2 separate regions of the Homo sapiens genome follow, and region 2 is linked to region 1. Evidence: chromatin loops called from intact Hi-C (ENCODE). Cell type or tissue: A673. All regions are shown on one strand. Links, peaks and the distances in the headings refer to the core of each region. The heading gives the core; the rest is flanking DNA.

Region 1 (16,026 bases), core at 4,236-12,235:
ATCATCTCATTCACACGGAAGAATATGTAAAACAGAAATATAGAAAGAATGGTCCACTCTTCCGAGAGTGTTTTGTGCCTACTTAATATGGAAAGAAAATCATGGGAATACTCTGGGCAGATGAAGAATCATAAAGTGGAAGATGGGCATGTTGGCTGGAGTGTTTGTGAAATTACTAAACGTTGAAGATACCTGGTATTCATATGTTCATACAAATGCACAACAGCAAATCATTTTGTATAATCTTTTCCTTTAATGTGACAATAAAAACTGACTATGAAACACCACACTCAGGTTACCACTGATTCTAAAATAAAGATGTGGATTATATCTGTGCACCATATCTGAGATTCTCAGATGTTACTGTTAGCACTTTCTATTGGTCCCACACAATTTAGTGACAAATAATACAATGTCTTAGGTTATTGTTTGGTATATTGATCCCATCTTGATAACTAGATTAAATATTCCTCTATACTCTCAAATTTCCTTACACATATAACAGGTACTCAAATAAATACTTCCTGACAGATAGGCATGTCTGTCTAAATTAGAGGTTTCTATCCTATAAATATACTGGCTGATATCCAATTCTCAGTTTCATTTTGTTGTTTTAATAGCCAAAAGTTTATGTCTACATATCAGGAACACTCATATCAAAATTATGCATCAATATCATTTTATTTACATTTCCCAGATACCCAAGCACAATTTAAATTTTTGTCTTACTCTAGAAAAAAAAATAACCTGTTGTGTAAATGAATAAACAGTTCAGGCAATTACTAAGGGGAGGGTTCTTTCCTTTTTATTTTGTTCCTCACTTTATTTTGATTTTTATATATGAAATATATGTGTAAAATATTTTTCTCTGTGTGCTAGCTTTGGATGAATTCTTATTTTTTTCATTTTTTTATTTCAACATTTATTTTAGATTCAGGGGGCCATGCACAGATTTGTTACATGGGCATATTGCATGATGCTGAGGTTTGGGGTACATTAGGAGTCATCAATCTCTTCCTTTAGGGTTTGTGTTTCATGTTTAAGAAATCTTTCCCTACCTTGGGGTCATGAAAATCACCTCCTATGTTATTTTCTGAAAGTCTTATTCTTTAAAAACTATAGCTTAAAGACTCATTAAGAACTGTAATGCACCTGATATTGATTTCTGCATATAGTATAAGATAAAGGTACAATTCCAATAGACTTACAATACAGAGTTAACAAGTTAAAATACTAATAAAATGAATACTAATAAAATGCTGCTCTTCTTTCTATTCAGATTAAGAAATAGAGCATGGCCACTTAGGGACTCCTGTGTCTCCACCATCAAATCACCTACTCTCCCTCAGAAGGTAACATCTATCCTAACTCTTGTTTTGGTTATTGTTTTACCACCTGTGTGTCTATACCCAGACAGCATATTGTTCCATATGGCTACTTTGAGTCTTTATAGAAATAAACACATACTGTATGCATTCTTAGAGTGAAGTGCTTCTTGCAATGCAAGTCTGAAAATTATATTATGAGTCCATGCTAAATAAGTGTAGAAATTGAGGGTGTTTTGAAATTTTTATGCCTATTTGATAGTCATGTTATGTTGCTTGTATACTTTTTGGAATTTCACTTTTCTTATAATTTATTTTTATTGTATTTAACAAAAGCACTAGTCTACAACAAATTTAAAATTCAAAAACTAACTGGATTTTCACTGCAGTTAGTGTGAGAAGCCATAGATTTGTTTAGACTTCTCAGACTCCCAAAGTGCCTAGCCAGAAAGTGGCAGCACCTGGGGATAGCCGTACTCTCAGCTCAGACCCCTGTCCCAGCCCCTCCTCACCAGGCATCACCTTGCTCCATTAGGAGCCTCAAGTGCGTACATGTGATCACCCAAGACTACAAATCCAAGCTCCATTCACCCCCAACCACACACAATTAGACACAAACAGCTACCCCTTAAGGCACGATAGCATGGACCACCCCTGAAAGGAGGAACTCAGGGTGCTTTGCATGGGGAATGGTCATGGTTCAAGGCTACCCAGGCCACAACAGAGGGCAGGCAGGACAGATTCCATGTAGCCACACCCCTTTGGCCATGCAGACACCTTGTCCCATCATTAGGAGCACAGTCAGAAGAGGCCGAGGGGAGGGCCCTTTAATGCTCAGGGCTCAGCGCAGAGGAACCCTCTTGCCCATTTCAGGTAGGAGATGGGACTTGACTCTGGAGGTGGGGCTCAGACACTGGACCAGATTTAGGACTAGGTAAAACAGGGTAGAGGTGAAAGCACCTCTCCATAAGACAGGCCCACTGGTGTGCCTTGTCAATTTACCATTGCCATGGCAACACTTGGAAGTGACTGCCCCTTTCTGTAGCAATGAACCAATGACATGGAAGTTACCAACCTTTTCTAGAAATGTCTGCAAAATCCACCATTAATTTGCATGTAATTAAAAGTGGGTATAAATATGACTGCAGAACTGCCCCTGAGCTGCTACTCTGGGCAAACTGCCTATGGGGTAGCCCTGCTCCGCAAGGAGCAGTACCTCTGCTGTCACTGCTATACACACTGTGGCTTCAATAAAAGTTGCTGTCTAACACCACCGGCTTGCTCTTGAATTCTTTCCTGGGGGAAGCCATGAACCCTCCTAGGCTAAGCCCCAGTTTTGGGGCTTGCCTGCCCTGCATCACAGTCAAAGGGCAGTCATGGCTGGAGGTACTGAAAGAAGCTGGAAGCAGGTGCCAACTGTGGCAAGAGGAAGAAAACAGAAAGGAAATACTTCACCCCCTCCTCCTCCTGAGCCTCCCAGCAGGTCCCCATCTGCAGAAACAAACTAGAAACCAGTTGCTCAGAAGTCTGGGAAATGTGGTTTGTGAAATGTCAGCTCCAGCATCACATAGGGCTTCTCTAAAGTTTCTGGATACACGTTCTTTGACAGATTCTGCATTAAAATACCTTCTCCAAGTTTATAGATCTTTGTGTCTGTGGCTGTTGTTCTTTTTCTCTGTGTGCTAGCTTTGGATGAATTCTTATTTTTTTTAATTTTTTTATTTCAACATTTATTTTAGATTCAGGGGGCCATGCACAGATTTGTTACATGGGTATATTGCATGATGCTGAGGTTTGGGGTACATAAGCAGTCATCAATCTCTTCCTTTATGCTTAGGGTTTGTGTTTCATGTTTAAGAAATCCTTCCCTACCTCGGGGTCATGAAAATAATCTCCTATGTTATTTTCTGAAAGTCTTATTCTTTAAAAACTATAGCTTAAAGACTCATTAAGAACTGTAATGCACCTGATATTGATTTCTCCATATAGTATAAGATAAAGGTACAATTCCAATTTATTTTCATATCCATACTCCAATGTCCCAGCACCATTTATCCTGCCCTCCACTAATCTGCAATATCACATCTGTCATGTATCAAAGGCCCTCATATGTGTGGATCTCTAACTGGGCTACCTCTGCTCTCCTGCTGCTCTATGCCTATAACACCACCAAAGCATCTCAATTACTATAGCTTTGAAATCTTGATCTTGGTAGGCAACTTCCTGAATTCTGTCTTTTTCATGAAGAATACTGGTGTTTTCGGCCCCTTGCATTGCCATATATACTTTATAAGTAGCTTATCAAATTTCACAAAAGAAAAATAAATCCTGTATGAATTCTAAACAGAATTACATTGAATCTAAATCAATTATAGAAGAATCGACATCTTTACCATATTGAGTCTTCTGATCCAGAAGCAGGGCTTACTTATCTATTTAGTTAGATCTGCTTTAATATCTCTCAATAAAATTTTACACTTTTTCCATAAAGGTCTTGCATATGTTTTGTTACATTTCTTCCTCAGTGTTTCATATCTTAAGTTATTACAAGCAGCTTTTATTCATTTTCTAAATGTTTGTTGCTGGCATGTAGAAATGCAATTGATTTTTGTACATTTTTTTTTAATTTAACTACCTTTCTAAACTCACTTATTAATTCTAATAAATTATGCACAGATTCCTTTGTGTTTTGTACATAATCCTATCACTTGTAAATAGTAACAGGTTTCTTTCCTCCCATCCATTCCTGATACCGTTTATTCCTTGCTTTTCTTTGCTATACTTGAGAACCTTCAATAGAGCCTCCAACCTCAGCCTCCCGAGTAGCTGGGACTACAGGCACATGCCACCACACCTGGCTAATTTTTTGTAGAAATGGGTTTCCGCCATATTGCTCAGGCTGGTCTCAAACTCCTGAGCTCAAGCCATCCACCTGCCTCTCCCACAGTGCTGGGATTACAGGCGTGAGCCACCATACCCGGCCTTAATAGATTGTTGAATAAAGTAACTATAGGGACATTCTTGTCTTTCTTTTTTTTTATTATTACACTTTAAGTTTTAGGGTACATGTGCACATTGTGCAGGTTAGTTACATATGTATACATGTGCCATGCTGGTGTGCTGCACCCACTAACTCGTCATCTAGCATTAGGTATATCTCCCGATGCTATCCCTCCCCTCTCCCCCCACCCCACAACAGTCCCCAGAGTGTGATATTCCCCTTCCTGTGTCCATGTGATCTCATTGTTCAGTTCCCACCTATGAGTGAGAATATGCGGTGTTTGGTTTTTTGTTCTTGCGATAGTTTACTGAGAATGATGATTTCCAATATCATCCATGTCCCTACAAAGGACATGAACTCATCATTTTTTATGGCTGCATAGTATTCCATGGTGTATATGTGCCACATTTTCTTAATCCAGTCTATCATTGTTGGACATTTGGGTTGGTTCCAAGTCTTTGCTATTGTGAATACTGCCGCAATAAACATACGTGTGCATGTGACATTCTTGTCTTTCGCTAATCTCAAATATAAGGTCAAAGTTTTACTAGAAGTATGAAAGTACTTCTTTTTTTAGAAACCCTTAACCAGTTTAAGGAATTTCCCTTCTTGTATCAGTTTGCTAAGAGTATTTCCTAATTGTATTGAGTTTCATTCAATGCTTTGCATCTATTAAGGTAATCATATGATTTTTATCTTTAATATACTAATGTGGTAAATAACAATTGATTTTCTAAAGTAGAACCAACCTTATATTCCTGTGACAAGAACAGTTTGCTCATGATTCTTTACCCTTTATATATATATTACTCTTTTGGGTTTGCTAATATTTTGCACAGGATTTTCCCATGTATTTCATTATAATATTGGTCTACAATTCTTTCTTCTATTATCTGTTTCAGGTTTTGGTATCAAAGACATGCTAATTTGTATTCTATGCTCTGGAATATAGTGAATTTTGAATTTTTTTCTTGAATGATTGATTTTGCTGGGATTGGAGGGGGTTTGTGGAAATATTTTTGACTATGGAGTAATTGTTTTAATGATTTTGTTATTGCTTGGGTTTTCTATTTGTTCTTGAGTCAATTTGGGTCCACTGTATTTTTCTAAGATTTTGTCCATTTCTTAACAACTTTCAAAGTGATATGGTTTGGCTCTGTGTCCCCACCCAAATCTCACCTTCGACTGGAATCCTCATAATCTCCATGTCAACAGCAGGACCAGGTGGAGGTATTGAGATCATGGGGGCAGTTTCCCCCATGCTGTTCTCATGGCAGTGAGTGAGTCTCATGAGATCTGATGGTTTTATAAGCATTGTCTGGCATTTCCCCTGCTTGCAATCATTCTCCTGCCAACCTGTGAAGAGGTGCCTTAAGCCATGATTGTAAGTTTCCTGAAGTTTCCCCAGCCATGCAGAACTGTGAGTCAATTAAATCTCTTTACTTTATAAATTACTCAGTCTTGGGTATTTCTTCATAGCAGCATAAGAATGGGGACTAATACACAAAGTTACAGCTTGAAATTTATCATTATAATCTTTTGTCATTGTAATATCCAGAACACCAATAATTAAGGTTTTTTCAGTCATGATAATGATTACTATTCTTTGATCAATATCACTAGGGGGTTGTCAATTATATTAGTCTTTTCAAATAACTTACTTAGCTTTGTAGATTATCTTTATTAAAAGCTTAATTTCTATTGTATTGATTTCTGTTTTTACACTTATTACTTTCTTCCTTCTACTTTCTTTGCATTTAATTAAGGAGGAAGCTTGTTGCATTAATTTTTATCCTTCCTTCTTTTCTGTTGTAGCTTTCAATGTCATAAAATTCCCTCTAAGTTCTGCTTTAGCTGTCTTCTACCAGATTTGACATTTAATATTTTTATTATAAATCAGTTCTAAGTATTTTCTAATTCTCATTGTAATTCATTTATTGAATCTTTAACTGTTATTTTTTCATTTCCTAACACAAGCTTTTTCTGATTTTTCCAGTTTCATTTTAGTTGTTGATTTCTAAATTACATTATATACTTAGTTATTATACATTATACATTTAGTTTCATTACATTTAGTTATTGATTTCTATAATTACATTATAACACCCAAGCATATTTTCCTTACTTGTATCTACATATTTGCATATATTCATCTGCCCCCCCCATCCTGCCCACATCTACCTCCCTTTCCGCATCATTTTATTTCATGTTAAGTGGCTAAATTTACAATTTAGTCTTTATGTTACAGAATATCCAGGAGGAATTGTTACTGAATCAGAAGAAAAATTAACAACATTCTGAGATGGATCCAGTAATAGGATCACATACTTCCATTTTAGGGAGAAAGCGGCTGCATCTTTGTATAAAAGATATTTGCACACTGTAAGTCAGAAGCATAATGTTATTTTTATTGTTGTTTTAAATATAAGAGTGTATATATGGGTGCTGAATAGCCAAAGGAGTGGATTGTGCTGAACAGTGTCTACTGTCCTGCATTTGCTCTTCAGCCATGTTCTTTCTAATGCCAGGACTGGAAGCCTGCAATTACACTTCCCAGACTCCCTTTCCAGCTGTCCTCCTGTTGGGTCTGCCAGTGAGAGGCACTAATAAGAGACTGGAAGCCAGAGGAAGGAAGAAGCTACTTTCTCCTGGCTGAAACTACTTTCTCCTGGCCTCTACCAGTGCTTCTGGCTGTGACTCTGGCAGTGATGGCAGTAGCAGCAAAGGCATGACAGTGGCATCCCAAAAGCACATAAATCATCGATTTTGTATAACCATATATTCTATTTTGTTTTTCCAGGTCTTTCAACACCTTTGCAACACATTTCCTGCATCCTGTTTGAAATACCCAAAATGGTTCTTATTAAACTTTGATAAATTTATGCGAGGTAATTTTAGTTATTTTTTATTATGGATTACATTGAGATCAGAGAATGTAGACTATATAATTTAAATGCCTTCAAATATTTTGTGACTTCCTTCAAGATCCAGAATATGGTCAATTTGTATAAATATTCCATATGTATTTGAAAATATATGTATTCTGGAGTTGTTGGGTAGAGTGTTTTACATATGTCTATTAGGTTAAGTTTAATTGTGTCGATCAAATTTTCCATACCCTTACAGAATTTTTGTCTAATTGAACTACCAATTTCTGAGAGAGATTATTGTGGTTTTATCTACTTTTCCTTATAGTTCTCCAATTTTTGCTCTATATATTTTGAGACTTTGTTACTAGGTCAATAAAAATTGTAATTATTGTATTTTCCTGGTGAATAAGACACTTTATAGTTACAAAATGATCCTCTTTATCTTCAGTAATATTAGTTGTCTTAAAATGTATTTCATCTTATATTAATATAACTACACAATCTTCCCTTCGTTTCAAATTTTCCTGGTATACCATTTCCCATGCTTTTATTTTCAGTCTATTTGCTTATGTTTCACATGTCTTTCTTATCAATAACACATTGTTGGATTTTGCTTGTTCTTTTTTAACTCAATCTGATAACTTTTGTCCTCAAATTTAGACCATTTACACTTAATGTAATTACAGACATATTTGTATTTATATCTACCATCTTATTTCAGGTTTTCTATTTATGTAGTCTTTTCTCCCTTCCCCTCCCCATTTTTTTGTATTCTTTTGGGTTTTTGTTTGTTGTCTTTCCATTTTTCTCCTCTACTAATTTAAAAATTATATATTTTGTTTTTATTCTTTAAGAGGTGTACAAAAACTTATCCAAGTCAAAAGCTCGCCAATATATTTACCTCCCAAAAACACCACAAGAGCATTAGAACACTTGCCTTTTAGTCATCTACTCCTAACTTATATATACTTAGATTAGGTTACAGTTTCTTCACATTTAGACAGTATGAATTCAGGCTAGAAAACCCTATGAGTATTGACTTGTGAGTCCACATAGACTACTCTGATCAAAGCACTTGACCTTCCAACTACCCTCAATAATCTTCACTTCTCACAGTGCTCCATCTTCTGTCTCCCTGACTCTTTGTATATGTTCATCCTTTGCCTGGGACACACTTCCTTATTTGTCATCTGGCTCCTTGGTCTTACATATCACCTTTTCTAAGATGACTTCCTTGACCACCCCCACCCCATCTAATTCCATGTTATTTTCCTTCCTTAAATATTCTCATCTTGTAATTCTTCCCATTATAGCGTCTATCACACTATTTTGTAATTGCCTTTTTTCTTATCTACATAGGTTCTTTGAAAATAGGAACTATGTCTGCTCTTTCACTTGTGAATCCCCAGTTCTTAGCACAATGCCTGATGCTATTAATATTTGTTAAACAAATAGAGTCCCTTACTTGAAATTCTTCACTGGTTTTCCATTGCCTTCTTACAAAACCTCACAGTGCCTGGCAATTACGAAAGTCCCATTTAAGCTTTTATGTTTAGTTGACAGGATACTACTTGTATTGTAGAAGCTGGTCTGGCCACTGATCAATGCAGATACCCATATAACTGCCTGGTAATGTATCTCAAGAAAAAAACTGTGATTATACTAAGGTGGTCCCATGGCATCCAATGTGAATTATCAGAAGGTGGTCAGAACTGAAAGCAGGCTTAGACACTGCCATTTGTCACCTCTAAAGTCAAATGACAAACCAAAGGACCTAGTATACCATGCCTTTTAAATGTAGCCAGACCGTGCTAAGCTATGAGGATGCAAAGGCATAAGAATGACATAATGAACTTTGGGGACTCAGGTAAGGGAAGGTTGAGATGGGGGTGAGGGATAAAACTCTACATATTGGGTACAGTGTACACTGCTTGGGCAACAGGTGCAGTAAAATCTCAGAAATACCGCTAAAGAATGTATCCATGTAACAAAAAGCCACCTGTACCCCCAAAAAATATTGAAATAGAAATAAAAATTAAAAATAAATGTAGCTAGACCAACATTATCTTGTACCTGAAAGGGAAAGAAAAATCCACTTGTGTGCTTAAGTAATACCATTCTTACTAATGAACGGACATTGTAATTTGAGACTGCTATGACACAGGATTGTCAGTTCTAGAGCAGAGGGCATTTAATATTTTTACAGCTGCTTAAGAGTACTTCTATTAAAAAGACTGCTCAATATAGGCTTCCTGAACAAGAAATTGACCTTGTATACTCCAATAATATACTATAAAAGACAAAATCATAGAATTCTTGAAGCCAGAAGAAATGTCAATAAGCTAGTAATTCAAATTCCCACCTATGAGTAGGACTTCATCTAAAGTCAGTTGTTCAGCAAATGTCTAGGAAGGAGTTGTCCGATATTCCCTTGGCTGGTCCAGTACTTCATCAGATCTATTGTTAGAAAAGTCATCCTTGTTATTCCTCAGCTTTGTCTCTGACCCTTTAAACACCCTAGGTACTTTCTGGCATTGAACAAACCAATAAAAGACAAGGTAGGCCAGACGAACTCATGTCTGTATTAGGATAACCCAAGTGACCCAGGGCCACTTGCCTGGAGGTGGCCTTTTGCCACCTGTTTCCATAGCCTGGTTCCATGCTTTGGAATTTGGTCTCTGACTCTGATTTCTTCACTCATTCAATGATCTATTTGGCCTATGAACCTTGGATTTCTGATGAAATCTTACTATGCACACTCCTGATTTCAGCATCACCTGCTGCTTTACAGGAAATAGCCAATCCATCAGCCAGCCTCTTTCTATGGCTCTCCCATCAGCCAGCTTAGTTTTCTCTAAAACCTTTATTCTTTTCTTTGCCTGCCCACCCTGCAGAGCTGATTCTGCCCCACCAACCAGAGACAGGTACTCAGACAATTTGTCAGCTTAGTGTCATTACTTCAGATGAATTTTGCATTCTCTGATTATATATTCTATTAAGATACAGAATATTTGGAGATCATCCTTCATATAATCACATGCCTTTAAAAAAACTTAATGTTTTCTTCAGAATGACAATGTGTTGGAAACATCACTGACATTAATTATATTTCTGTGGATTATAACCATTCAAGTCAACTCAACTGAATGACAATATTAGGAGTAGCAGACCAAGGACATAACAGAAAGAGAAACATAAACTATAATTTTTCTATCAATATAGGGAAATCTAGATAATACCTTTTATTCTAATTAAGGACAAAACTACATGCCACAAAATAAAGTAAAAGACTATGTAACCACCAGGTAAAACATACATGACTGAGACAGAAAGAGAAAAAAAATGACAAAGACCTCATTCTCCTGCCCTCCCCCACACAATTTGATAAATAGGATATCTGGAGAATTAACCTAAAAATGGAAACCTATCAGAAAATAACAATTATATGGGTAATGGATGAAATTGTCATTTTAGGCAGAGAACATAATTAAAGTCACAGAAATCACAGAAAAGGTATAAAGAATTACTTGAACTCAGTAGGAAATGATTCTAAAAAAAAAAAAATACTTTGCCAAGAACAAAAAAATACTAAGCATAATATAAATGTTTTGTGTCCTTTTCAAGAAATGACTCTCTGTCCTTTTATTCTTTTAATGGCTTCTATTTTCTATTCACTCAGAATCACTCACTCAAAATCCTCTTCGTATGGGGTTGTTAATAATGTTGTCCATCTGCAAGGAAAAAACCTCCACATACAAATACACACATTTTGGCTTTTCCTCTTGATCTTTGTTGGATACATTATAGGTAGATGTCATGATGCTGTGCTGCTGGGATCTAACACCAAAGGATATCTTTGTTTGTGTACATTTTTCTTTTACTTATTCTTAGAGAAAGACAGTAAAACATGCTGGAGCCACTATAGTTTGTTTGTTTGAAATTATACATAAAAGACAGAAATGGAAAGTTGGAAACAGCTGTGTTAATTAAGAAACATATGAATGTAAAGCATTGGCCTTACAACCTACAGAGATACAATAATAATGCCATTTATCACTCTGTTTTACCCAGTATTTTTAATGGGTTGCATTAAAAATATCAATCAAAGACTACTACCTGTTCTTTCATATTAATTGCCTCAGGATTCTACATTTAAAATTACTGTTGAACAGATGGCTTCCTGTACCCTTACAGGAGTGTGAGACTGAGCTTTACTGACGCATCTGTTAAGCTAAACATGCATGTAATCCATAAGAGATTTAGCACTTACTGAAACTAAGCATGGTTTACTTCCTGCGAGTACTATCCTAAGAACCTCTGAGTATTTGAAGTTTGTTATAGGTTAGCCTTTTCTTCACTTTTATTGGCCTTCCTCTTAGGGATATCTCCTGATCTTCTTTTTGCCTGGGTCCTACAGTAGATTAAGGAGACGCGGATGGGCAGCGGTGGAAGGAGACACACACACCAACTCAACTTCTCTCCACCTCCACCATCACCTCCATAATCCAATCTGCCATTATCTCTTGCCTAGAAACTAGCAATCATTTCCCAATTTCTTCTTACTTTCCCTCTTGAATCCATTCAATGTTCCGTCATGTATCCAGAGGGGTCTTTCTGAAGCACATGATCTCCCTGCTTAAATCCCTTCTATGGTGTCTCTCTGCTGCTAGGATAAAGATCAACATCCTCAACAAACCAACAAAGCCCTCTGAGTTCAGTCCTGCCTTTCTTATCCATCTCCTTTTATTCTCCATACTCCCACCTTACTGGCCCCTTATACTTCCTCATGTGAAACAGGCTCACTGCCATCACAGAGCATTTGTTCTGTTTGCAAGAAAAGTTTAATACAGACTGAGGTATACAAGAGTCCTACCAGCATTAATATACCTGTTCAGTGTGCCCAAAATTCGATGATTAAATCTTATTTCCTTCACGTCATTAATTCACTCATACATGTGAGAATGAAAACAGGGAATGGGGCACCAGCTTCATAGCTGATATTTCTGTATAACTTAGTATAGAAGGAGACACTTTGGGTCCATGAATTCTTCAAATACTGATGTAATAACTCTATTTCTTTAGTACAAGAATTTAAGATATACTTTTAAAAATATAAAAAGTGTTATCTTAAGTAGTTATCATAAATTACACCAGCAACTTATGCTAATATAATTTTTTACAGATACAAGAAAAGATCTGGGCCAGGTGCGGTGACTAACGCCTTAATTCCAGCACTTTGGGAGGCCAAGGCGGATGGATCACCTGAAGTCAGAAGTTTGAGACCAGCCTGGCCAACATGGTGAAACCCCGTCTCTACTAAAAATACAAAAATTAGCCAGGCATGGTGGCAGGCACCTGTAATCCCAGCTACTCGGGAGGCTGAGGCAGGAGAATCACTTGAACCCAGGAGGCGGAGGTTGCGGTAAGCCAAGATCGCACCATTGCACTCCAGCCCAAGCAACAAGAGCGAAACTCCGTCTCAAAAAAAAAAAAAAAAAAAAAGAAAGAAAGAAAGAAAAAACAAGATCTGAAAGACATACTGACAGAAGGGTAAACACAGCACAGGGAATTTTGGGTAACAAGTAAAATAGAATAATCCCCCTGGGAGAGCTAAAGATAGATATTAACTGTTTTGCTATTCTGTCAAAAAGCAGTCAATTTAAACATGTCTCAGGATTAGTGATCTTAAAATAATTTTATGGGATTTCTTATTATAAAAGTGTTATCAGCAGAACACACATTCTTTTCAAGTCCACGAGGAAAATTCACCAAAACAGACATGCTGAGTCATAAAACTAGTCTCAATAAATATCTTAAGATTGAAATTATGCAGAGCATATTCTCTGACCATAAAAGTGTTATATTAAAAATCAATTATGAGTAGCTATCAAGAATATACCCTCAAATATTTGGAATTTGAACAGTATACTTTTAAATAACAAATGACCAAAGAAGAAATCACAAGATGAGAAAATAATAGAAACATAGTACTTCAAAACTGTGGGATACAGCCTAACCAGTGCTTACAGGGAAATTTTTAGTTTAACTGCTTTTTTATAAAAAAATTTTTTAAAAAGAAAGGTAAACCATCATTCTCAGCAAACTATCGCAAGGACAAAAAACCAAACACCGCATGTTCTCACTCATAGGTGGGAATTGAACAATGAGAACACTTGGACACAGGAAGGAGAACATCACACACTGGGGCCTGCTGTGGGGTGGGGGAGGGGGGAGGGATAGCATTAGGAGATATACCTAATGTAAATGACAAGTTAATGGGTACAGCACACCAACATGGCGCATGTATACATATGTAACAAACCTGCATGTTGTGCACATGTACCCTAGAACTTAAAGTATAATAATAAAAAAAAGAAAGGTATAACGTCAATAATCTAAGCTCCATCTTGAGAAACTAAAACAAAATAGAGAAAATTGAATGCACAGTAAGTAAGAGGAAGGAAAGAATAAAAATTAGAATGGAAATCAATGAAATAGAAAACAGACAAATTAGTAGAAAAAATAAATAAATCAAAGTTGGTTCTTTAAAATAATTAATTAAGTTGATAAACCCCTAGCAAAACTAATCAATAAAAGAAATAGAAGTTACCAATATCAGGAATGTGACTATAGATTCTAAAGATATTAAAATGATAAGCTTTCAATAAATTTAACAACTTACATGAAATGAAAAATTCCTTGACAAGTACATATTACCAAAATTTACATGAAAAGAAATTGACAATCTAAATAACCCGGTATCTATTTAAAAACTGAATTTAAAATCAAAAACTTCACTATAAAATCTTCCGAACCAGATAGCTTCACTGGTGAATTCCACCAAATGTTTAAAGAAGATGTAATATCAATCCTATATAAACTCTTTCAGAAAATAGAGAAGACGAGAATACTTATCAACTTGTTTTACATAGCAGCACAGAAGCCTGACAAAGATATTATAATTAAAAATATATAGATCAGTATCCTTCATGAACACAGGTTAAAAAAATGTTTAACAACATGTTAGCAAATTAAATTCAGCAATATATTAGAACAGTAATACACCATGACCAAGTAGGGTCTATCTCATAAATTCAAGGTTGATTAACTTTTGAAAATCAATCAGTGTAATATGCCACATTCATAGAATAAGAAAAAGATCATACTATCATCTCAAGAGATGTTTAAAAAATCATTTGACAATATTCAACACCCCTTTATGATTAAACTTCAGCAAATTAGAAGTAAAAAAAGAACTATCTCAATCTGATGAAGGACATCTACAAAACCCATGCCTATCATTGTACTTAATTGTGAAACAGTAACTCTCTTTCCCTGAGATCAGGAACAAGGCAACGGTGTCCACGCTTACCAAATCTTTTCAATATTGTACTAAAAGTTCTAGCCAGTGCAATAAGGAAAAAGACGCATAAAGATTGGAGAAGAAGAAATTAATATATTAAAGATTTATTGCAAGAAATGTATGAAAATATAGATATGCAAGCATATATTTCTACCACCCAACCTACCACTGTTAATATTTTGTTATATAGCCTTCTTTCTTCTATAGCTTCTATAAATATATATGCTTTTTCCCCAAAAAAAGATCATAGATTTTGTAGCCTGCTTTTTCTACCTAATAACACATAGTGAACTCTTTCCCACGCCCTTAAATATTCTTAATAGCATCATTTTTCATTGTTAAATAATATTTCATTGTATGAATATTGACTGTTCAATACACAATTTCATCAAATCCATGCAGTTAGACATTTAAATATTTCCAAATGTTTAGTTACTATAAATGATGCAGCTTCAGTTACATAATAGCCAGATATTATTGTATTATATATCCATAACTATTTCTCTGATATAAATTCCAAGAAACTGAATTTCTGAATAACATTATAAGCACATTTTAAAGTTTTTAATTCCTATTGCCAGTTTCATAACAGGAAGTATATGTCAATTTTTATGTCCAGAAGCAATGCATGGATAGTAGACATCTTATGTGCTTCCCCAAAATCTTTTGTCTGTCTCTTGACAGCATCCCCGATTTTCTATGCAGGCATTTTCGCCTCTTCTATCCAGCACAACACTTTGAGGGAAGGTGGTCCCACTCTTGATCCCAGATGGGAGATGTAGCTCAAGACTTAGCTAAGTAATGTAACCACATGGATCGAGCTGTTGTTTCAGGGATGAGTATATGCCTCAAGTTGGGCCAAAAGGATCTAAAAAAGAAATTGGGATTCTGTCAAAGGAAACTGCTCCCCTTCTAAGAAAGCTTCCAGAATAACCCTCTCATTTACCCTGCAAGTAAGAAGCAGAGAGTCTCAGGAAATGTTGATAATCTATCTTCTGGTGACAGCAATGAGAAGCCAGTCTTAGGATGAAGCCAACACTTTAGAAAGCAGAGAGGAGAAAGAAAAAGAAACTAGGTTCTAGATAGTATTGCTGAGTCCCTGAAACAAACCAATCCTCTGGAATTCAAATAACAAGAGCCAATAAATCTCATTTATTAAGTTATTCGAACTGGGCTTTCTATTACTTGTAACCAAATATATCCTCACACAATAGGAGAGTATCTATATTACTCTTCATAATTAATGACAATAATCTTTTTAAAATATTGTCATTTTATAGAAAGTTATTTGAATTTGCATTTCTTTGACTACTAGTGAGGTTAAAAATGTTTTCAGAAATTTACTGGTTATATGCATTTCTTCTTCAGTATATTTTCTGCTAATATATTTTTTCAATTGATATGGTTATCTTCTTGATTTGTAAAAACTTCATATATAGAATACTAGCACTTTGGCACATGTATTAC
Region 2 (16,026 bases), core at 4,840-12,839, 48 kb before region 1:
TAAATAGTGATGGGGTGCTGCTCCATCAACCCAGGATGGAGTGCAATGCTGCCATCATGGTTTGCTGCAGCCTCCAACTCCTGGGCTTAAGCCATCCTCCCAGCTCAGCCTCCCTAATAGCTGGGACTACAGCCACATGCCACCATGCCCAGCTCATTTTTTAAATTTTTGTAGAGACAAGGTCTCGCTATGCTGCCCAGGCTGATCTCAAATTCCCAAACTCAAGCAATCCTCCCACCTCAACCTCTCAAAGTGCTAGAATTATAGGCAGGAGCCACCATGCCCAGCCAAGCCTCACCTCATAATACTATCATATGTGGGATTTGGTTTAAACGTATGAATTTTGGGGAGACGCAACCATTCAGACCATAGCAAGGACCTAAATCACGTTAATTATTTGTTCTATTGCCTCTTTGTAGTTTATAATAGAATGTTATAAGTTCCAACTTGTTCACCAGTAAACAGTAAACAGATTGGCACCTAATACTCAATATGTGTTAAAAAAAAAAAAAAAAAAATTGTGAAGGCCGAGTGCAGTGGCTCACACCTGTAATCTCAGCACTTTGGGAGGCCGAGGTGGGTGGATCACTTGAGGTCAAGAGTTCGAGACCAGCCTGGCCAACAAGGTGAAACCCCATCTCTACTAAAAATGCAAAAATTATCTGGGTATGGTGGTGGGTGCCTGTAATCCTAGCTACTTGGGAGGCTGAGGCAGGAGAATTGCTTGAACCCTTGGGGCAGAGGTTGCAGTGAGCCAAGATCGCACCACTGCACTCCAGCCTGGATGACACAGCAAGACCCTCTCTATATATATATTTGTAGACTGAATATGTGCCTGATATTAAACAGTTATGACACATGGGATTATAATTTCCCTGAGCTGGTTTGGATACATATATGCCTGCAGCATTAACCATAAGTCTCTTTTTCTTAGAGAGCAAGAGACTAGATACTGTATGCCATTTATAATTAACAAGGAAAAATGCTAAGAGGAATATATGAAATGTGATCAAATTAATGAACCTGATTTTCCCATGTGGATTGTTACATTAGCCTCATTATTTTGTGGTCATGCATTACACAGGGGACTTAACCCTATTAGGTTATCAGTGGTAGAAAAGAAAATACAAGATGCCAGCTGGACCCACGACAGTGAAAGGCAACTCCTCTTACTTTTGCTGCCATATCCAAAAGTCTGTGTTCCCATTCCAGGAGACCAGAATATGCTGCTCCAAAACCTGACTGTAGGAGACGAGAATAGGTCACCCTAAAACATGCCTCTTCGGAACAGGATTATTTTGAGAAACAGCAGCCACAGGAGAAGCACTATGTGTTAGCTACTGTAATTTTCATCATACAAGATTAAGACCAAAACTAATTACCCACAATGGTAACATGCATTGGAAAGGACCATGTAGAAGTTACGCGTTTGTAAGGTAATTTACATCCATAAAGAAAATTTTTATTTGTAAGGCTGTCTCCCTCTCAGTACCAGGAAGAAAGGGATGACCTTAAATCACTAGAGACTCATATCAATGGAGAAGACCTGGACTTAAATCTACAGAACAAACCTTACCCTGTTCACTGTTTTTCCTGACACCTCCCCATAACTGGCATTCCTCATTCTTTCTTTGCTCTTTCTTTGTTTCAGCAGACAATGGTATTTAAGCCTGAATTCAAAGCCAGCACTTGGAGATTTCTCTGGGTATCTGCCATGTACGCATGAGACATACATGTTATGAAACTTCTGGGGGTTTTTGTTCTCATTTATCTGCCTGTTATGGGAAACAGTACTTTGGAGGCTTAGAAAATGACACCCCAAAGCATGACCCTTTAGTGTGCTGGGTGCTTTGAACGGAAGGAGATTGAATGGCATCAGAAGCAGACTCAGAAACAAAGTCACTCTCTGACCTTCTCTTGCCCTCCTGTCTCCCAACCCGCTGCCTTCCCCAAAGTGGATCTTACAAACCAGAATTCCTCTTCCCCAAAGCAGATCCTAGAAATTAGAAACCTTCTCCAGAGTAAGCCATACAACCTAGAAAGGTCATTCTCTGACTTCCTCCTTCTCCCTTGAAGACCCTCATTTTGTTAGAGGCATTTGAACCAGAGCAACTCCATCTTGAGTGGGGGCTGGGTAAAATGAGGTTGAGACCTACTGGGCTGCATTCCCAGATGGTTAAGGTATTCTAAGTCACAGGATGAGACAGGAGGTCGGCACAAGGTACAGGTCCTAAAGACCTTGATGATAAAACAGGCTGCAGTAAAGAGCCCAGCTAAAACCCACCAAAACCAAGATGGCGACGAGGGTGACCTCTGGTCATCCTCACTGCTACACTCCCACCAGCGCCATGACAGTTTACAAATGCCATGGCAACGTCAGGAAGTTACCCTATATGGTCTAAAAAGGGAAGGCATGAATAATCCACTCCTTGCTTAGCATATCATCAAGAAATAACCATAAAAATGGGCAACCAGCAGCCTTTGGGGCTGCTCTGTCTATGGAGTAGCCATTCTTTTATTTATTTACTTTCTTTTTTTATTTTTATTATTATTATTTTTTTCTTTGAGATGGAGTCTCGCTCTTTCACCCAGGCTGGAGTGCAATGGCATGATCTCGGCTCACTGCAAGCTCCGCCTCCCGTGTTCAAGCCATTCTCCTGCCTCAGCCTCCCGAGTAGCTGGAACTACAGGTACCCGCCACCACGCCTGGCTAATTTTTTGTATGTTTTAGTAGAGACGGGTTTTCACTGTGTTAGTCAGGATGGTCTCGATCTCCTGACCTCGTGATCCACCTGCCTCGGCCTCCCAAAGTGCTGGGATTCAAGCGTGAGCCACTGCACTCGGTTTATTTATTTACTTTCTTAATAAACTTGCTTTCACTTTACTCAATGGACTCACCCTTAATTGTTTCTTGTGCGAGATCCAAGAACCCCCTCTTGGGGTCTGGATCAGGACCCCTTTCTGGTAACAATTCCAGAGGGTCCTGCCCCACACCTGAAAGGAAGGAACGCTACCCAGAGAGGTCAAGAAGAATCCGAATAGACAGGCCTCGCTGGGTTTCCCCAGCAGAATCTATCACAATATTAGATCATTCTCTTTTGACGCAATCACATTTCTACATGGCTGTCAATTCTTCACTGTGCCTATGCATAAAAACAGTCTTCTCTGGGTGTTTGGATCTTCATTTCTCAAGGCTCCTGTGTCCTGTAAGACTTTGATTAAATAAGTGTGTTATGTGTTTATCTTGTTAACCTGTCTTTTGTTATAGGAGTGCTGGCCGTAACCCTTACGATGGATGAGAAAAGGCATCACACCTTTTTGCCCTCCCATTCCCAATTAAGAACTATAAAGTGTAAAGAGAAAATTAATTTTCCTCTGCTACATTACACAATGTTAGCTACAATAAAAAGCACAAGCCAATTATTCAACGATGGAAAGATATTAGCTATCAAGCCGTGAAAAAACATGGAGTACCCTTAATGCATATTGCTAAGTGAAAATGAAGCCATCCTCAGAGGGTTAACAAGAATTCTGAACAGAAATACGTTATAATTAAGCATTAATTAGGCTGCACTTTGCTCCACTCCCTTGTAACCAAAAGTCACGTAGTACCACATACGGACCACATACATCCCCATTGTTCTTATAGATAAGATCTCTGATGTTAGAATTACAAGGCTTTTGTTTAAGAATTGCTTAACATGTTTCCAGATTCCGAATTCCAGTGGCCCCCTTATAGAGAAACTGAATCAGCATGAGAATAGTTTCTTCATCTCCCTGTCCCATGAGATAATGGACTCTTTCCAATCAATGATCGCCACATTCCAGCCCACTCCAAAAACCTTAAAAACCTTAGCCCCAGACTCCTCTGGGAGACGATTCTGAGATTTCCTCCTGTCTCCTCATTCGGCGGCCCTCCAATGAAACCTCTTTCTCTGCAGCAACCTGGTGTTTCGGCGACTTGACTTGTCACGTACATCACACAATGAATCTATCATGTTTACAAAAGAAGCCAATCTGAAAAGGCAACATACTGTATGATTCCAACTATATGACATTCTGGAAAAGGCAAAACTATGGTGACAGTATAAGATCAGTGGTTAGCGGCGAGAAAGGAATGAATAGATGGAGCGCAGGGCAGTGAAACTATTCTGTGTGATGCTGTAACGGTAGATACATGTCATGCACTTGCTGAAAACCACAGAATATACAATACCGGGAGTGAACCTTACTGTAAACTATGGACTTGAGTTAATTAACGGTGGATCAACATTGCCTCATCAATTGCAATAAATGTACCATACTAACGCAAGATGTTAACAGGGGAAACTAGACGGGGGGAAGGAAAGGAGGGGCATATGGAAACTCTGTACTTTCCCCTCAATTTTTTGTAAGCCTAAAACAGCTCCAAAAAATAAGGCCTATTTAATTTAAAAAAAAAATTGTAAAAGCTGTCTTTCTTTTCATGTAATTTGAGAGGATATTTCCTCAACTCAATGCATTAAGACACCCAGAGTCTTAAGCATTTTTTGGTTAATTACAACCTGTTTTCTCATCACATTTCTAGATTCTATGTAACAGATGGTGAAAATGTCTATTCTGAAGGCCTAAAAAGTATTCCTGTTCAAGAATAGTGGCTATTACCCAGCATCCCCTGCGCAGGAGTTGGAATACCCAGGGCTGGGTGCAGGAAGAGGGGGCCACACATGAGGCACCAGGGTGGAACACAGAAAGCAAATCCTCAGGGTGCTAACAAGAATAGAGGGAACTCCCAGAGGAATTAAAAGTAACCCCTACCAGGAACCTAGGGAAATAATCTATACAGAGAAAGAAACGACTTGTTTGAAATTCATTCACACTGGCAGGGTCAATAGAAAAATTTCAATGTAAATAACAGGAGGCCTTAAATGCATGTTTGCTGAATGCTGAAGGATCTGGGGCAGAAACTATGCAGAGGTTTCTGCAGTGGCCAAATGTTGCCTCTTATCACAGCAGAACAGCCATTAAAAGGGAAGCCCTGGGAACACAGTGAATGTAGATGGAGCCAATCAGATACCCCTGTGAGAGATTTTTAAAGATTTTTTTGTTTTTATTCTCCTTGTAGTCCATTTGGATCGGATAAGATTTGGGAGACTGATAATTTGCCATTATCTTAACCTCAAAGTTGAAGCAACATTTAAAGGGATTAATGTGGCTTTTCTCCCTCCCAGGGGCATTTTCACCTTCACACCACCGACTCTTCATTTGTCATCAGCAAGCTGGGGACAATTACTCAGAAGACAATGGCAGCAGCGCCACAGCACCGTGGGTTTAATGCTATTTCTGTCTCTATAAAATCTTCAATAATTTGTTTACGACTTCCAAAATTCAACAATAGTGTGCAAATGCAATTCTACTTATGTTAATGTGTACCTCCTTTTCTCATATCAGATTCTGAATAAAAATTAGGCAAGTACTCTGTTTTGAAAATATATAAGATGTGAACTTCCTGGGGGGCTGGGGGGACCTCCAAATGCACTATCCTATCAACCACATTTTTTTTAACTTAATAACTTAAGTGAACTGTTAGTGAAATTACAACCTGCTTGTGACACAGTAAATTTACAACAAAATTCATTCCATAAATTATTCAATTCCAAGACTGCAGTCAAGGAGAGAAATATCACCAGGAGCAGGTGATTAGCATGTGAAAGGAAAAACCCATCTCCCTGCAGAAACAATCACTGTCAAAGCTTCCTATTGGAGTTTTGTAAAAATTACTGTTAAGAACACACATTTAAGGCTTTGTAGTTCCTATAAAAGGGCTAAGTATTTGATTTACATTAGATTCGTTTGTTCTTTCTTCAACTGTCTCTTTCTCCTACAAACCATAACTGCCTCAATAAATGCTTGCTCAATCAAGTGTGCATTAAAACAAAAGAATTTAACTTCAATAAAAGTGATGAATCAGGGCCAGAAGTTAACTTTTCCCTCCTCTGTGTTTCTTGCTATAAAGTAGGCAAAGCAGAAATTTACATCTGATGCTCCACAGGGGAATATAATTGGTTTCTATTGTGTAGTTGGTCATAGCTGTAGATTCTTGAAGAAATCATTTGAAGCCAAAGTTGCAGGACAAAAGGGTTTCAACAAAACTACATTTGTGAACATGGTCTATAGACAAACTAGCTCTGTAAATGGGACTGTCTGCTTTCTACCAACTTCACACACAGAAGACAGTGCTGATGGGCAAACAAAAGAGTTACAGGATGTTTTCTGAAATCTGGCACACAAATCCCCAACTGGTGGTATTTTCAGCCAGGTACTAGGAACATTTTTTCCTTCCATGGTGGTAGGTCTTCAATAAAACAAAGTAGATACTATCACCTTTTTTCTTAATTAAAACAGCAATGTGGCTGTTCTCACATATTAATACATACACTGTTACATTTCAGCAAATGCCTTAGAATCTGCTTTTCTTTAGTGGTTGCTCTTTTTCTTATAGGCATGTGTGATAGGCAGAACAATAGAAAATGTCCATGCCCTATTTCCCAGAACCTGTGAAGATGTTACAATGCACGGCACAGAGGAATTAAGGTAGCAGATGGAATTAAGGTTGCTAATCAGCTGACCTTAAAATAAGGAGATAATCCTGGATTATCCAGGTGGGTGCAGTGTAATTACAAGGGTCTCTAAATGTGGAAAAGGGAGGCAGGAGAGTGGGTATCAAAGGGACATGATGTGAGAAAGACTTAACCAGTATAGAGACAGAAAGGTGCAATACTTTTTCATATCCATTATAAAGGTCAGAGCCAACATTCTTATAACAATAAACAGGTTAACAAGAGAAATGCTATATTCATCTGTTCTCGTGCTGCTAATGAAGACATACCCAAGACTGGGTAATTAAAAAGGAAAGAGGTTTAATTGACTCACGGTTCAGCATGGCTGGGGAAGCCTCAGGAAACTTACAATCATGGTGGAAGGGGAAGCAAACATGTCCTTCTTCACATGGCAGCAGCAAGGAGAAGTGCCAAGCAGAAGGAGGGAAAGCTCCTTATAAAACCATCAGATCTTGTGAGAACTCACTCACTATCACAAGACTAGCATGGAGGTAACCGCCCCCATGATTCAGTTACCTCCCACTTGGTCCCTCCCAGGACACATGGGGATCATGGGAACTACAATTCAAGAAGAGATTTGGGTGAAGACATACCAAACCATATCAATGCATAATAAATTTATTTAATCAAAGTTATACAGGACACAGGAGCCATCAGAAATGAAGACCTAAACACCAAGGGGAAACTGATTTTATGTTTAGGTTCAATGAGGAATGGCAACCAGGTAGAAACATGACTGGACAAAGAGAAGAATCTAATTGTGATAGACTAAGTGGGGAACACACAAGGCTTGTCTATGCAGATTCTTCTTGGCCTCTCTGGGTAGCATTCCTTCCTCTTGGGTATGGGGCAGGACCCCTCTGGAATGAGCATCTTCAAAGGAGAAAGCAGAGAGTGACATTACTAGGTTTAATGAGAGGGTTTCTAATTACTAGGATCTACCTTGGGGAAGAGGAATTCTGGTTTCTAAGACTTTGGAGGGGGAACAGGGGTTGGGTGACAGGAGGACAAGAGAAGGTCAGAGAGGAGACTTTGTTTCTGAGCCTGCTTCTGAGGGCTTCCAATGTCCTAGTGTTCAAAGTACTCAGTATGCCCATGTGCCATATTTTGGGGTATTGTTTTCTAAGCCCCAACACTGGCTGCTGCTGGCTCTGAAGATGGAGAAAGGGCAGTGGCTCATGCCTGTAATCCCAGTACTTTGGGAGGCTGAGGCGGGCAGATTGTTTGAGCTCAGGAGTTCAAGGCTAGCCTGGAAAACATGGTGAAACCCCATCTCTACTAAAAATACAAAAATTAGCTGGGCATGGTGGCACACACCTGTGGTCCCAGCTACTTGGGCATTTGAGATGGGAGTAACTCCTGAGCCCAGGAGAACAAGGTTGCAGTAGGCCAGGATCACACCACTGCACTCCAGCCTAGGTGAGAGAGTGAGCCTAGAGAAAAAACACAGCCCCATGAGATCTTACTCTCAGGCAGAGAGAGCCCTCTTTGTACTTCTGACCTATCATCAGAGCTAACAGATAAATTTGCATTCTTTTAAACTCCTAAGTTTGTGGTAATTTATTAAAGCAGTAATAGGAAACTAATACAGAGTATTTAAACAATACACCTGCTAAAAATCTTAGCAAATTAAATTAAGAGAGTTTAACTGAGCAGAGAACCAGACACAAATCAGGCAGCCTCCTGAGCAAGAGTAGGCTCAGAGAGACTCTAGCACAGCCATGTGGTGGGAGAATATTTATAGACAGAAAAAGGAAAGTGATGTCCGGAAAATGGAAGTGAGGGACAAACACAGCCAGATTGGTTTCAGCTCAGCCGTTGCCTGATTTGAACACAGTTTGAACACTTGTCCCCCTTTGGCCATAACTCAGTTAAGCCAAACTTAAAATATATAAGAACTTAAAATATATAAGGAGGCAGCTGTAGGCTATACTTGATTTAACACATCCTATTCTGAAAGGTAAAATGGTATGGAGAAAGGAAAGCAATTCTGCAAATTGTTATTGTTTGTTAATAAAGGAAATCACAAAAGGAGAGGCTTAAACGTTAATTTTACATAACTCTCCCTAAAATTACATAGGCAGGAATATTTGTGAGTTTTTGTTTGTTTTTTGAAACACGTTTCACCCTGTTGCCCAGGCTGGAGTGCAGTGGCAGGATCTCGGCTCACTACAACCTGCGCCTCCCAGGTTCAAGAGATTGTCATGCCTCAGCCTCCCAACTAGCTGGAATTACAGGTGGACGCCACCTCGCCTGGCTAATTTTTGTATTATTAGTAGAGACAGGGTTTCACCATGTTGGCCAGGCTGTTCTCAAACTCCTAACCTCAAGTGATCTGCATGGATCGGCCTCCCAAAGTGCTGGGATCACAGGTGTGAGCCACGGCACTTGGCCAGTAGGAATAATTTGGTTTGGCAATTATGTTTTTTTTTTTTTTAGTTGTTTTTTGTTTTGAGACAGAGTCTTGCTCTGTCGCCCAGGCTGGAGTGCAGTGGCACAATCTCAGCTCACTGTAAACTCCGCCTCCCAGATTCAAGCAATTCTCCTGCCTCAGCCTCCTGAGTAGGTGGGATTACAGGTGTGCACCACCACGCCCAGCTAATCTTTGTATTTTTAGTAGAGACAGGGCTTCACCATGTTGGTCAGGCTGATCTCGAACTCCTGACCTCGTGACCCAACCCCGTCAGCCTCCCAAAGTGCTGGGATTACAGGCGTGAGCCACCGTGCCCTGCCTGGAAGGGCAATTTTGTTTTAATTGCAATTAGCCTTCTACCATTTATCAAAAAGATTCCTTAGTGTTTATGGATAGACACATCTTCCACTGGCAGTGGAATACTTCACCCTACCTAAAGCGATTCCTTCTTTCTTAGATAATGCCGCCTTCTCACCTATTGTCTGACTCTCCAGAGCCATCAGCCATTGCCTGGCATGTAGTTTGTGCTTTGATACACAGAAGCCACCTAAAAACCACCTTGACTTGTAACAGTAAATTCCTATTAGATTGTTCAGCACGGAAGAAAACCAACATACAACTGCAGAATAAAGAGCTGAAAGGAACCTTATGTGATCTAGTTTAACCTCTTTATTTTATCAGAAAAGTGATATTCAAAAACTGGAATTCTCTCTGAAGGTCATGCAGTCTGGAGTGAAAGTAGCTTGAAATGCCAGCCCAGGTCTCTTCCCATAATGTATGCTGCTGTCCGCATGGTTTGTTCAAATTCAGTCCTTCATTCATCCAATGGCAATTTACTAAGGGCCTACCTGTGTGCTGGGCACTGCTTTAGACACTGGTTATGCAGTGGAAAATGAGAAAAATGAAGGCCCTATTTTTTTTGTTTGTTTTGTTTTGTTTGAGATGGAGTCTCACTCTGTCACCCAGGCTGGAGTGCAGAGGTGTGCTCTCGGCTCACTGCAGCCTCCGCCTCCCAGGTTCAAGAGATTCTCTGCCTCAGCCTCCCAAGTAGCCAGGATTACAGGTGCCTGTCACCACGCCTAGCTAATTTTTTTTTTTTTTTTTTTTTTTTTTTTTTAGTAGAGATGGGGTTTTGCCATGTTGGCCAGGCTTGTCTCGAACTCCTGGCCTCAAATGATCTGCCTGCCTCGGCCTCCCAAAGTGCTGAGATTACACGCATGAACCACCGCGTCCAGTCCTCTATGTTAACTACATAGTGAACAGTCCAATGGGAGGAAACAGACACTACACAATAAATACACAAACACGTAACAAGTGCTATCGAAAATGGAACAGGTTGATGTGATAGAAAAAGACTAGGGGTCGCTTTCAGATTGGCTGATCAGCAAAAACCTCCCCAAAAGGACCTGAATAACAAGAAGGAGACAAGCAGGATGGGAGCAGTGCCTTCCCCGCAGAGGGAACACAGACACAGACTATAGCACAGAAGCTAGTCTGACCTTTTGGAGGAAGGTCACGAAGGCCCGTGTGGCAGGAACCTGGCACAGGAGGGTGACGGGGTAAGAGGGGCAGTGTGAAAGGTGGGCGACAGCCCAGGCGAGCTCTGTATACACCTGTATTTATATGCGTGTTGACCTCCATTTTGGAATGTGAAATGCTCATGCGCACGGATTTGTTTAATACACAAAGCACCTAATGTTACCAAGTCAATATGAACTCGGACCTGTCCTGTCTTCATGGGGAAGGATTGGTTTCTTTTTTTAAAGAAATATTTTTTTGGAGATAAGATCTCACTCTGTTGCCCAGGCTGGAGTGCAGTGGCACAATCATGGCTCACTACAACCTCAAATCCATGGGCTCCAGAGATCCTCCCATCTCGGCCTCCCAAGTAGCTGGGACTATAGGCGTGCAACACAACATCTGTCTAATCTTTTTATTTTTTGTAGAGATGAGGTCTCACCATGTTGTCCAGGCTGTTCTCGAACTCCTGGCTTCAAGCAATCCTCCCACCTCAGTCTCCCAAAGTGCTGGGATTACAGGTGTGAGCCACTGCGCCTGGCCCAAGGGTTGGTTTCAAAAACACAAAATCAACAAAATGAGTGAATTGTTGGCACTGATCAATGGCATTGTGCTGGGTTTTATGAAGTGAAGGTTCACAAGAGCACTTTAAGATGGGAATGAAATAATTTCAACAAAGGGAAGTCAGATATTCCCAGCATGGGGGAAGCTATTAGAAGTTACTGAGTGCACACACTATGTGCAGGCAATCCAGTAGCTGCTTCCCCTCCATTATTCCAGTTAACGCCCCACTCTACAATGTTATGTAAGAAGCACTTGGGGCCGGGCGCGGTGACTCACGCCTGTAATCCCAGCACTTTGGGAGGCCGAAGTGAGCGGATCACAAGGTCAGGAGTTTGAGAACAGCCTGGCCAACATAGTGAAACCCCATGTCTACTAAAACTACAAAAAAATTAGCCGGGAGTGGTGGCGGGCACCTGTAATCCTAGCTACTCGGGAGGCTGAGGCAGGAAACTCGCTTGAACCTGGGAGGCGGAGGTTGCTGCAAGCCGAGATCACGCCACTGCACACCAGCCTGGGCAACAGTGCGAAACTCTGTCTCAAAACAAACAAACAAACAAAAAGCACCTGGATGCTGAGCAACCAGCTCAAGCCTGCATGCTTAGCGAGTGAGAAAACTGGAAACTACACACTGTTCTCTCTCACTCCAAGGGTCATTCATGCCTTTCCCATTTTGCCATCTACCACTCATATAGACCAAAAACTAGTCTGCACAAGTCATGTCACCTCTAAAAAGTCCACTCTCTTCTTGCATGAGATGACAGGTCAGACCAGATGATCTCAAAAATCCCTGTGCGTCCAACATGCTGGGATTACATGGTTCTAATCTACTGGCAGAACTTCCCTCCCTCATTCTTGCAGGCCTCTGCACCTGGAAATTTCCTCCTCGGTAAGTAGAGCAGTTGCTACCTAACGATCAGAAATGCTTCCTAACGTCCAGAAGCCAGATTTCTTGCCTGCATGGCTAACAACAGCAAGCGCAATCCTACCTCCCCCTGCTGGTGGGGGAGGGATAACAGGGTCATTACTAGCTCGTCTTTCCTTTCACTTCCACCTCCTCAAATAAAAATCAACTTCCAAATCCGTGAGTCAGTCTCGACACGTTTATGTGCCAAGACACTATTATGAGGAAATTGCATTCCCAAATGAACTTTAAGGACAGCTCTCAGCAGCTTAATTTGCAAATGCCAGTATTTTCCCTCTCCATAAAGGGCTCACCTTCTTCGGTTCAACGTCAAATAGAAGCAAACAGAAATTTTGCTTCTAAGAAGCACAGATTATTTCGGGGGAGTAAAGTTCTCTGCCTTAAAGACTTTTCTACTTAACAGCAATCTCAACAATTTGGGAGGCCGAGGCGAGAGATTCGCTTGAGCTCAGGTGTTCAAGAGCAGCCTGGGCAACACAGGGAGACCCTGTCTCTACAAAAAATCTTAAAATTAGCCAGGCGTGCTGGTGCACACCTGTGATCTCAACCACTCAGGAGGCTGAGATAGGAGGATCTCTTGAGCCCAGGAGGTCAAAGCTGCAGTGAGCCATAATCACGCCACCGTTCTCCAGCCTGGGGGACAGAGCAAGACCCTGAAAAAAAAGAAAGAAAGAAAAGAAAAGAAAAAGAAAAGGAGAGAGTCACCATCGTATAACATGTCAGTAAGTCACATTTCCAGATTTGGAGTGTGGCTAATCATTTCTTCTTGAATTGTAAATAAATGAGAATTATTTTCATATTCTGGAGCAAAAATTAAATATTTGAATATAGAGTCATTATTTTTAATATATTAAATTATCAAGCTTAAAATATCTCATAATTTGGGCCAATTCTGACTACTCCATAAGGCAATGCTAGGACTAAAAAGACCCAGCCTTCCTATATACACTGCTTTTCTTTATATAGAGAGCAGGTCTTCCATGCCCCAAAAAAGTCATCTGATTCTTCTGAGTTGCCATTTGTGGTAGACAGTTGCTGTTTTTGCCTATCCCACATTCTGCATCTAGGTTTTCCTTTGGAAATTACCCCCAGCCCAATCCTGTGTATCTATGGTTCAGGAGTAGTCAAATTCACATCCAGATCCAGGGGCAGGCACATGATCCAGGCCTTGTCAATCAGGCTATCCCATCCCCCTAATAGCAGTTATGGCCCATACCACAAGTCTAATCAGAACTAATCCCTAGTTCATTGCTAGAGAGTCCAAGATAAAAATGTTCTCCTTCTCCTGGGAAAGGCATATCAACCTGGAGCTTCTGGGAACCACTTTGCCAACACAGGTAGCAGCCTGCTTGAGAATAAACGAAAACAAAGGAAAGGAAATAAAGATGCAAGAGAATAAGTTGAGTCCGATGACACCACCAAAATTCCTGGAACCAAATGTGCCTGAAGCCTCCATGGACATTTTAGGTATATGAGCCAATTCGTTCATTTTTTTAAATTAAGTTGGTTTAAGTTGAACTTTCTGTTGCTTGCAGCCAAAAAATTCCCATTGGGTATATAAATATATATAATTATATTTATTATATAAACATATAATTATATTTATTATATAAACATATAATTATATTTATTATATAAACATATATATATTTATTATATAAACATATATAATTAAATTTATTGTATAAACATATATAATTATATTTATTTTATAAACATATATAATTATATTTATTGTATAAATATATATAATTATATAAACATATAATTATATATTTATTATATAAACATATAATTATATATTTATTATATAAACATATATTTAATTTTATATATTTATTATATAAATATATATTTAATTACATATTTATTATATAAATATATAAATTATATATTTATATAATAAATATACATAATTATATATTTATATAATAGATATGTATAATTATATATTTATATAATAGATATATAATTATATATCTATTATATAAATATATAATTATATGTCATATATAATTATATATCTTTATTATATAAATATATAATTATATATCATGTATATAATTATATACCTTTATTACATAAAGACATATAATTATATACCTTTATTACATAAAGACATATAATTATATCTTTATTACATAAAGACATATAATTATTTCTTTATTACATAAAGACATATAATTATTACATAAAGACATATAATTATATCTTTCTTACATAAAGACATATAATTATATCTTTCTTACATAAAGACATATAATTACATACCTTTATTACATAAAGACATATAATTACATACCTTTATTACATAAAGACATATAATTATATACCTTTATTACATAAAGACATATAATTATATACCTTTATTATATATCTTTATTACATAAAGACATATTTAGTTATATATCTTTATTATATAAAGACATATTTAGTTATATATCTTTATTATATAAATATATGTTTAGTTGTATATCTTTATTATATAAATATATGTTTAGTTATATATCTTTATTATATAAATATATGTTTAGTTATAGATATTATATAAATATATATTTAGTTATAGATATTATATAAATATATATTTAGTTATAGATATTATATAATATATATTTAGTTATAGATATTATATAAATATATATTTAGTTATAGATATTTACTATATAAATATATATTTAGTTATATATTATATAAATATATATTTAATTATAGATATTTATTATATAAATATATTTAATTATATATTATATAATATATATTTAATTATATATTATATAATATATATTTAATTATATATTATATAATATATAATTAATTATATATTATATAATATATATTTCATTATATATTATATAAATATATATTTAATTATACATTTACATATAAATATATATTTAATTATATATTTATATATATTTAATTATATATTATATAAATATATATTTAATATATATTTATATGTAAATATATATTAAATATATATTTACATATATGTAAATATATATTTAATATATATTTACATATAAATATATAATTAATTATATATATTTACATATAAATGTATACTTAATTATATATATTTACATATAAATATGTATTTAATATATAAATACATTTTTATATACTATATATTATATAAAATATATATATTATAAATATATAAAAATATATTTTAATATAATATATAAAATATATTATATAAATTTATAATATATTTATTTTATTATATATTGATATAATTTATTATATATTGATATAATTTATTATATATTATATAATATATAATAAATTATATTATATATTATATAATATATAATAAATTATATTATATATTATATAATATATAACAAAATTAATTATATATTATATAATATATAACATTATTATATTATATATTATATATTATATAATATATAACATTATTATATTATATATTATATATTATATAAAATATATAATATATAATATATAAATTTTAATTTATAATTTTATATAAATATATAAAATATATATTATATAATATATTATATATTATATTATATTTAAATATATATTTTATATATTTATTATATATATAAAATATATTTTTTTCCCATTTTGGGGTTGCAAGATCACAAAAATCCTATGAAAATCTACCAAGTGCATCTATAGAACAAAGACACAAAGTCTTAGAGAATTAGTGGACATCTTTTTCCACTAAGAAAAAAAATCGCTGGTTAGGCATGATGACTCATGCCTGTAATCCCAGCACTTTGGGAGGCTGAGGCTAGAGGACTGCTGGAGCCTAGGAGTTCAAGACCAGCCTGGGTAACATAGGGATATCCTATCTCTACAAATAATGATGGTGTGCACTTGTGGTCTCTGCTACTTCGGAGGCTGAGGTGGTAGGATCACCTGAGCCTGGGAGGGCAAGGCTGCAGTGAGCCATGATCACATTACTGTACACCAGCCTGGGCAACAGAGCAAGACCTGTCTCAGAAAAAGGGAAAAGAAAAGAAAAGAAAAGA

What was found. Hi-C counts contacts between places; a loop is a spot of excess contacts. Peaks named below come from ENCODE experiments on the same cell type or tissue, not always from the same donor. Only the 100,000 strongest peaks of a DNase experiment are listed, where the experiment ranks them.
Region 2: it touches region 1 in a loop (3-fold over the local background); 2 of 110 quality-filtered maps call a loop at or near these places.

What each region holds. Positions count from the first base shown.
Region 1 is chr16:74,144,068-74,160,093 of GRCh38, forward strand. No RefSeq gene overlaps it. Among named protein-coding and RNA genes, the nearest start is that of PSMD7-DT, 63 kb to the right of the region's middle. In A673, for the core only: no CTCF peak of the experiment used is centred there; no DNase peak of the experiment used is centred there.
Region 2 is chr16:74,095,881-74,111,906 of GRCh38, forward strand. LOC124903722 (a long non-coding RNA gene) reads right to left here and starts at 7,958. Exons shown (of 2, transcript XR_007065119.1): 1 at 7,917-7,958; 2 at 7,202-7,472. RefSeq lists a silencer at 13,197-13,397. In A673, for the core only: CTCF peaks have their summits at 8,341, 12,075 (motif pointing left) and 12,275; a DNase peak (open chromatin) is centred at 12,091; H3K4me3 peaks cover 604 bases.